Regions from separate parts of the Homo sapiens genome. Here regions 1 and 3 are each linked to region 2. The links are chromatin contacts, found by Hi-C or POLR2A ChIA-PET in ENCODE. All regions are on one chromosome and are shown on one strand. The core of a region is the stretch at or near the end of the contact, and the rest is flanking DNA. Distances in the headings are between cores, read along the strand shown. Region 1 overlaps WNT9B (Wnt family member 9B). Region 2 overlaps WNT3 (Wnt family member 3). Region 3 holds the start of WNT9B (Wnt family member 9B).

The links. A loop is a pair of places that touch in the nucleus more often than their neighbours do. ChIA-PET counts read pairs that join two places held with the same protein, here RNA polymerase II (POLR2A). Pooled maps may share reads with other maps.
Region 1: a loop to region 2 is called in a pooled map, with 2.8 times the contacts of the local background. The contact joins two enhancer-like sites. A Hi-C loop is called at or near these places in 1 of 50 pooled maps. POLR2A ChIA-PET finds 5 or more read pairs at or near these places in 2 of 52 experiments (H1 and Panc1).
Region 3: a map of GM12878 shows a loop between it and region 2 (2.4-fold over the local background). The contact joins the promoter of WNT9B here to the enhancer-like site in region 2. A Hi-C loop is called at or near these places in 9 of 168 maps with a recorded cell type or tissue (GM12878, HCT116, Jurkat and 6 more), 1 of 37 single-sample maps with no recorded cell type and 3 of 50 pooled maps. POLR2A ChIA-PET finds 5 or more read pairs at or near these places in 4 of 52 experiments (A673, HepG2, K562 and 1 more).

Annotation. Positions count from the first base shown.
Region 1 is chr17:46,876,836-46,879,696 of GRCh38, forward strand. WNT9B (Wnt family member 9B) reads left to right here. Exons shown (of 4, transcript NM_003396.3): 4 at 1-2,861. It also overlaps a transcript of LRRC37A2 not described here. Among named protein-coding and RNA genes, the nearest start is that of WNT9B, 27 kb to the left of the region's middle. RefSeq lists enhancers at 1-184, 1,494-1,993. Within about 2 kb of position 1,341, at least 7 of the 41 ENCODE cell types and tissues checked have a DNase peak (open chromatin) inside an H3K27ac peak, as active enhancers do.
Region 2 is chr17:46,769,816-46,772,445 of GRCh38, forward strand. It overlaps WNT3 (Wnt family member 3), which reads right to left. Exons shown (of 5, transcript NM_030753.5): 3 at 1-233. It also overlaps a transcript of LRRC37A2 not described here. Among named protein-coding and RNA genes, the nearest start is that of WNT3, 48 kb to the right of the region's middle. RefSeq lists an enhancer at 2,188-2,630. Within about 2 kb of position 1,381, at least 15 of the 41 ENCODE cell types and tissues checked have a DNase peak (open chromatin) inside an H3K27ac peak, as active enhancers do; they include A673 and heart right ventricle, where a contact is called at or near this core.
Region 3 is chr17:46,850,294-46,853,055 of GRCh38, forward strand. It overlaps WNT9B (Wnt family member 9B), which reads left to right and starts at 1,290. Exons shown (of 4, transcript NM_003396.3): 1 at 1,290-1,422. The coding sequence starts at 1,346. It also overlaps a transcript of LRRC37A2 not described here.

The DNA.
Region 1 (2,861 bases), core at 91-2,590, 110 kb after region 2:
GCCAATGCACACGAGTGTGCCACTCACCACCATTCCTTGGCCAGCCTTTTGCCTCCCTCGATACTCAACAAAGAGAAGCAAAGCCTCCTCCCTTAACCCAAGCATCCCCAACCTTGTTGAGGACTTGGAGAGGAGGGCAGAGTGAGAAAGACATGGAGGGAAATAAGGGAGACCAAGAGCACAGCAGGACTGAAATTTTGGACGGGAGAGAGGGGCTATTCCATCTTGCTTCCTGGGATGAATGGCTTGGAGCCAGCATGTTCTTGGGAGGTGAACTGCTGGGCTAGGAATGCCAAGGCAGGCAGTGCCAGCTGGAAGTGAAGGCGGGAGCCTGGCTGAGATGGGTCAATCGGGTCCTGTGGCCCTGCTCAGGTGCAGTGGGCTCCAGGTGTCACACACCTCCACCACTCCCCTGGTTTTGCTGTGCCAGAGATGGGGAGAAAGCACAGGTGGTAGAAGCCATCCGTTCAGAGAAAGGAGAGCTTTCTGTGCTTGAGTGGACCCGAGTGAGATCTGTGCCCTGGAGCCCTGTGTCCTTGATTTGGCTTTTCAAATATGCCTCCGCTGAGGCCTCATTCTTGTCTCGAGAGCTGGGTTATGCACACTCACCCAGCCGTGCTCAAAACTACCACCAGTGCAGGTAAGACAGGTGGGAGAACTAGCCACCAAGGCGGGACTCAGTGCACCTGAGGTTGAACAGGGAGACAACGGCCCCTCCCTGTGTTCCCTGCTGGCCAAAGGAATCTTCACTCCCAGCGCAGAGGAGGAGGGCAACAGCTTCCTGGTGCCTGGCAGTGACGTGGCGAGCTCAGTTTCTCAGCTGGCTCTTGAGTGAGCTTTGGTGACTTCCTGTGGCTGGGGCCTGCCTGGTCTGTGACACCCCCATACCAGCTGAGTTCACAATACTGAAGAACAGCTGGCTCACGAGCTATGACTTGAAGTTACATTTCTATTCTTGTGGCTGCTCATCTAGTTAAGGCTTTTGCCCTGGCTGGGGTTATAGGTGCTTGAGTCCTTGCTAAGCCTGGCTCCTGGGTAGCCTCCTTCAGTTCCTAATGGCCTCTCACTTGGCCCTCACTTTGGCTCTTACTTGAGGAGGAGACGTGACTTTGATAATTTCCTCAGATCCTGTGGACATTTTCAGCAGCACCTGCCAAGGCCCTCTGTGAAAGGAGGAGAGACTGGTACCTCCACACAGGCACACATGGATGCACAGCCCCTGGACCAGGCTGGGGGTTCCTGTTGCACATGCCTCTCTTGTTCAGGATGAAGACCTTGCAGGGGTCCCCTTGCTGGAGGCATTGTACTTCCCCAGAGTGGGGCCCGATGCCACCCAGGAGGAAGTGACTTCTTTCGGGAAGCCCTTGGCCACTTTGCTGGCCCTGCCACGCCCATCTGTCAGCTTCCTTTCTCCCTAAACCTAGAGTTGCTGACCCTTCACCAACACAGGAAATTTCAGAATCAGCTGAATGCTCAGAAACCTCGCCTGTGCCAGCTCCAGGACAAAGGCCCGCTGACTGTGCCCTGGCCAACTCCCTGAGACCTCCAAGGGCGAGGAGGAGCTGCCCAGTCTCCAGTGGATCAGGGCAGTCTGCTGGATGCTGGAAGGATTTTTGACTGCAGAGGCCCGGCTGAGAAGCCAAACTGACCTGAGCCCCTCTCGTTAAAATGACATTGCTGACCCAAGCACCTGGCCCACACCTTGGCAGCAGGAGAAAAATGGGGAGAGGGCTGGTTTTCTCCTTTCTTCCACTTCCCCACAGCATGGAGATTTTCTCTGCCTTCCCAATCCATCTTGCTCCTCCGAGACCCCAACTCTGCCTCCACCCAGGCTCAGTGCTGGGCGTAAGGCAGCAGGGACCTCACTGGCAGAGCAGGGGGCCTGGGAGCAACGTGGAGGCCAGAGCACCCTGATCCACCAACATGCCACCTGCATTCTGACTTCATGGCTGGCAGTGCCAGGGTCGTGGGAGGGCAAAGGGCAGGCTCTAAGGCATCTAGGCAGTGGCTGGCTGCTAACATGGACACCCCAAGTCAATGGCACAGTGCAGGTTCTGAGGGCTCCTTGGCTTGTGGGGTCTTCTCTGTCTGTCTCTCTCCCTCTCTTCTTCCTTGCTCTCATCCCTTTCTTTTCCAGTTACCCCTGAAGACCCACCTCGGCCCTCTTGGGGCCCCTGGGGACTAGAGTGACCACTGACCCCTCATTCTACAGCTTTAAGGGAAATGCTCACAGGGTATTTTTGTCTACCTCAAATATATAGTTTTTAGAGCAAAGGAGAATAATTTATATAGCTAAGATATATGAGAAAGTATTTATATTATTTATATAGTTGCTATATTTCACAGACAGCACAGGTGGGGTTTGTGTATTTTCCCGGAAACCCTCTGTCTGGGGAGATACAGCCTGACCTGACCGGGTCCCCCACTGAGCAGGAGGCCGGGTCGCTGGGAAGGAGGACAAACCTGTATTCCATGACTGGGTCTGTCTCGGAGCTGGTAAGCACATGTCCGCTCTGTGATGAGCCCTGGTGGGCTCCATCCAGACCCTCCTTGTGATGTTTTTGTAGATTTTCTGCCCTTCTGGGTCCAGGCCCCCTTCTTCTGCTCTGGCAAAAGTGTCTTACTCATAATGATAATGACAACGAGAATTCCCACACCTGGCATTTGTAAAGCACTTTGCTATTTAGAAACAAAAACTTTTACCCCTTTCATCTCACTTGATTTCTCCGTTATCTCTGTGAGGTAGGTGGGGCCACATTACTGTGGCCATTTTATAGATGAGGTCCAGAGATGGAGAGCTGTGCTCAAAGTCACACCTAAGAGACTTGTTCAATGAATATTTACTGAACATCTCCATAGAC
Region 2 (2,630 bases), core at 131-2,630:
GGCCGAGCGCGCGTCCGGCCTGTTCTCGCGCGCATCCGCGAACTCCCTGGACACTAACACGCCGAAGTCAGCGTCCTCGCTGCAGCCGCCCCACTTCCAGCCTTCGCCAGGCGGCCCCTTATGATGCGAGTCACAGCCGCAAATGGTGGAGGTGCCCTCGGCGCAGGAGCGGGTGACGGCGAAGGCCACGCCGGCCGAGGCGATGGCGTGAACGAAGGCCGACTCGCGGGTGGCTGCGGGGAGGTCGTGGGGAGGCAGCACTCAGGACCCGGCCTGGGAGCGCCTGCCCTGCCTCCACCTCCCAGGCCAGGACGTGAGGGGAACGAGGCCAGGAAGAGTTGAAGAGCTCACCAGCCCTGAGGCAAGAGGGAGGCAGCTTCCCCACCCTCTTTGGCTGGTTTAGACCCAGTTGGGTATTCCCACTTCACCGATGAGCAAACTGAGGCCCTGGGCTGCTGATTAGCTCAGGACCTCAAATGCCACAGGGCAAAGCAGTGCCTGTTAGAAACAGGCGCCGACACCAAACCTCTGGCAGGTTGCTGCAGAGATAAGGCAGCCACTTCTGTCCTGGTCCCACACCCCCTGCCCTCCACCTTCCCAAAGTCCAGAGACCACCCTGCACAGGCCTGAGCCCTCCCACGCCTGAGTGAGATCCAGGTCTGTAAGGAGGGAGGCCTGGGAATCTACAGCCTAAACCTGCCCAGGCCCACCCCTTCCGCACGTGGATGCATAGGGACGGCCCCTCTCCTTTTCTCGGTCTCAGTCGCCCTTTTTGTAAAATGGACACGGCTTCCCTCCGCTCCTAGAGCCCCTCACCAGGAGGGCAGTGGCCCGTGCCTCAGTCTCCCCATCCCCATTCTCCTGCCCTCACGCCCAGGCACGGCCAACTCCCTCCCAGAAGGGTAGGGACACCGGGCAGTTCCCCTGGTTCTGTCCCAGGGTCCAGCGCAGGGAAAGGAGAGACTCTCAAGGGTGTGCTCCAGCCTCCTCACAACGGTCATCGTCTCTGCATGTGCTTCATTCACATGGAAAGTTTTACTCATTTTATAGATGTGGACATTGACGATTAGGGAGGCCAAGGCCTGCAAGACCTGCAGCCCAACCATCTCTCTCCTCATGGCAGGACCCGGGAGCCGGAGGTGACTCGCCACCTGACACAGGCTGTGAAACGCCGGGCCGGCCTAGTCGGCAAAATTGGTCATAAATGTGACCAAATTTATTTAGAAGCCAGGCGCCCGCCTCCCCTCCTGGGCTGTGGGCCGAGTGCTGCAAGAAGGAAGCCCGGGACCCCTCTTGGCTCCCGCGGCCGCTCTCCGCGGCCCCCACGCCCTCCTGCGCCACCTACAGAGGGGCCCGTCCCACTTCCAACGACGGGAGGGCGAAGAGTGCAGAGCTGGTCCCGCCCGCGCCCCGCGCCTGCGCTGCCAGGGCCGACCGAGGACGGCGGCAAGGGGGCCCGACGTCCCGCGTCCAGTTGTGCTCCCGGCCTCGGGGTCCCAGCCGCGCCGCTCACTCGCCCCAATCCTAGACGCCCCAGCCCTGGGGGCGCCTCGGGGAAGAGGGGCCGAGGGCGGGTTCACAGGGCGGGCGCCCCTCGTTTCCGGCCGGCCTGCGGCCTCTCGCGGCGGCAGCGGCGCCCGGGCCCCGGGCCGCGCTGGGTTCCCAGCCCCGGGAACGCGGGGGCGGCGGGGGCGGGGCGGGGATTAGCCTGGGAGCGGCGCTGACAGCCCCGCTGTGCCTTCCCCGTCCGGCGGGGCCCGCTGGGCCGCTCAATCCGCCTTTGTTCGCGCGGTGTCACACCGCATTACCCGCATAATGCGGCCGCCGGGCCCGGGCCGCCGGGCCGGCCGCCACCGCGTAGCAACGGGCGGCTCCCGCGGCCGGGCCGCGCCCCCGGCCCCGGCGCCGGGCCGCGAAATCCCCATTGAAGCGGCGCCCCCCGCCCCCGCGCCGCGCCGCGCCGCGCCGCGCCGAATGGCCAGAGGGCGTGTGAATGGCGCGGCGGCCGCGCGGTGGGGGGGCGGTGCTCGGGCGCTTTTCAGGCCGCCCAGGCCCCTCCGGCGCCCGCCCCCGCCCCTGCCCCCGCCCCCGCCTGGGGAAGCGCCTCGGGCCCGCCGCGCCGCCGCCGCGCCTCGCCCCTTCCGGCCGCCGACCCCGCCGCCCCCAGACTCGCGGAAGACGCGCGCCCCGGGCTGCCCGACCCGCTGCGCCCCGGGTCTCAAAGCGCGGGGCAGAGATTAACCCTTGGCCGCCCACGCGGCGGTGGTGTGGGGACTCGCCGGGGGCGGGGTGCAAACGTGGGGCCGGAGCTGGGCGCGAACCTGGGTTCAAGGTCCGGGCTCTGGGCACCGACCGGGGCGCGTATGCGCTCGCGGCGTCTTCCGGGATGCTCTCCTCGCCGCCGCCAGCAAATTCCCAAACTCTCGGGCACACATCGCCCCTCCCCCCGCAACCCAAACCTGTCCTCGGGCCATCTAGGGACCGGGGCGTGTGCCAGAACCTACGGTGGTGACTTAAAACGTTCAACGCGGAGTGAATGGGTAGCGCTCCCAGAGCCGCTTTCCCCTGGCTCTTGGCCGGAGACGGGAAGAGCGATCAGAGGTGACTCGCTTTTGGGGAGCGCGTCTAGA
Region 3 (2,762 bases), core at 40-2,539, 80 kb after region 2:
GGATTTGATAGGGCTGGCAGAGCTGTTAGGAATCATCAGATCATGTAATCACTGCGCTCATTTGACAGAGAAACTGAGCTCAAAGAGGCTCAAAGAGGTGGGGGCTTCCTCTGTTAATGCCACCTAACACGGTAGCCACCATCTTCCCAACACCTCCCTCAACACCTCTCTCAGCCCCCTACCATGCTGGTGTCCACTGAAAAGCCAAGGTCGCAGTCACTTGATGTTCCCTATGCATGGCTGATTTTTTGGAAACTTTACATGCAGATCTTGACATTCATTGCAAGTTATATTTTGTTTTGCTTGATTTGACCCCGTGTTCGAGACTCTCAAAAACATTTTAAATCTCACTTGGGTCATTGGTTGTATGTCTCCTTTCTAGACAGGTACCACGCGCCGCTTTGATCTCTGCACCTTCGCAGCAGAAATTGGGGTTAAACTTTAAAAAATAATAAGCAAAACAGAACTTTGGGGCCCAACACTTGAAGTTCCCACCCTATCTACCAGAGATTCTGGCATCTACACACCTTGGAAAGTGGGTCCCTCCTCCCGCAGGGCTCTGTCTGCCCCACTGTCCACTTTGGATTTCTGCGCTGGGGAACATCAGCAGCATTTTGTCAAAAGCCCACGGAGGCCCACGCTGCGCGCCTCGCCGGTAACAGTCACTCTCCCGTTTAAAAACAGAGCGCCCTTTCCTCTCTCCCCTCTGCCCAAGACTCTTTGCCTGGCAACAGGGTCCCCTGAGCCATTGGACATGCATTTCCCCCGCTTCCAGAGAGCGGTTCTGCACCAGGACCCGGCCCTGCCCTGAGTCTGCGGGCTGCGGCGAAGAGACCGCACTTGCCCGGCAGGAGGGCGGACAATGACCCGGGTTTTCCACCGACTCCAGATGCGTCCCTCCTCCTACCCCTCCACCTTCTCTACCTCGGAGAAGCCATTGCGCTTGCCTCCGCCCCATCCCGGAGAGGCAGAATCTCCTCCGTCCCCGCCTCGTACCCTCCTCCCCGCCTCTCCAGGCCCGGGGGGCTTCACGTTCAGCCACCGCGACCCCGGGCGGGCGCGGCGCCAGGTGAGCGCTCACCTGGGGCCGGAGGGCGGGGCAATGGGGGAGGGGCGGGGGCGGTCCAGGGGCGGCTGCCCCACCCGCGACGGGGCGGGGCGAGGGCGGTGGGGCCAATGGGGCGGGGGGCTCGCCGCCCGGGGCTGGGGAGCCTCCCAATCTCCTCCTTTCCCAGCGCCGCCTGCCCCGCCCCACCCGGGTTTAAAGTCCCGCGGGCGGGTGGTGGCGGAGCTGCGAGCTTGAGCGGCGCGAGGAGATGCTAGAGGGCGCAGCGCCGCCAGCACCATGCGCCCCCCGCCCGCGCTGGCCCTGGCCGGGCTCTGCCTGCTGGCGCTGCCCGCCGCCGCCGCCTCCTACTTCGGGTCAGTGCCCGCCGCGCCCCCCGCCCGCTCCCCGGCCTGCCTGTCTCTCCCTCCTGCGCTACAGCTGGGCCAATTTTTCCCTCCCGCTGTCCTTGGCCCCGCCGAGGTCTCGAACTCAGACCCTAGCCCGGCGCGACCCAACCCACTTCGCAGTCGGAGTTCGCGCCCTGAGTTCGGTCTCCAGCTTCCCCGGCTCCGAATCCATCGCCCTGTTCAGTGTCCGAGTCTCTGGTCGCCCCCCAGCCGCCGCTCTCCTCATCCCGCCGGGTCTCGGACTCTGCGCACGCCTCGGACCCTGGCCCCGTCCGCCCCGGCCCCGCCCGTTCAGGCGTCAGTCCCGCTCTCTGATGCCCTCTCGGGATCCTCACGCCGGTGCCCTGTCTGCCGCCATCCTGGCCTCCGGCGAGCCGTCCTTGCCTCGGACTCCTTCCCCACCCTCCGCCTTCGCCCTGCGGAGCGGAGACCGAGAGGGCTGGGTGGATGGGTGGGACGGGCTGTTCCCGGTCTCGGGGCAGAGGATCGTGCGCGTCCAGGGAGAATGGGGGAAACCTCGGACGGTGAGAGCGCCAGCTGGAGACGCAGGAAGGAACCGTGCGCTGGGGAAATGCGACCACATCTCAGACCTGGCATGGGGTGATTTCTCAGGAGAACACTGGAAAGAGTGAGAGGGCCCAGTGTGTGTGTGTGTGTGTGTGTGTGTGTGTGTGTGTGTGTGTGTGTGTGTGTACATGGTTGGAAAAGGAGGATCACAGTGGGGGGTGACACCTGGGGGACAGTGGGGTAGGTGACACTGGGGAGAGAGCCGGACAGGAACTATGTGGGGAATGTTTGGAGCAAAAGTTATAGGGCAATTGTTTCCAGTCCCTTCTTCTCTGACCCTGAATTGCAGGGATTTGGTGAGGGATGGGGGCGGGTATCATGGGTAAGAAGGCACCTTCCCACCATCCACCCAAAGCCAACTCCAATATGTACAGCCTGTTACTTTAAGCCTTGCCTCCTTTTAAAATCTTCACCCCAAATCAATAGGAGGCTTACAGTCTGAGTATATACAGCAAAGGCAAGAAAACACCAAGCAAGTGACCTGCTAGAGGCTGCTTTGAAGAAGTAGCCAGGGAGAGGTATGTAAAGGTCTGAGAAGTTCTGCACAGGTTGGAGTAAGGGCTGTGGGCTAATTTCCAGGTCATGACCCCTGGTGGAAACATGTCTGGGCTGTGGAGGAGGGTATCATCCCAGACCCTAGCTCTGGGCTTAGCTTGCTAATGATATGGGAAGACCACTCAGTCTCTGGGCCTCACTTTCTCCTTTTGTACAAAGAAGGGGTTGAACTTGATATGACTGAT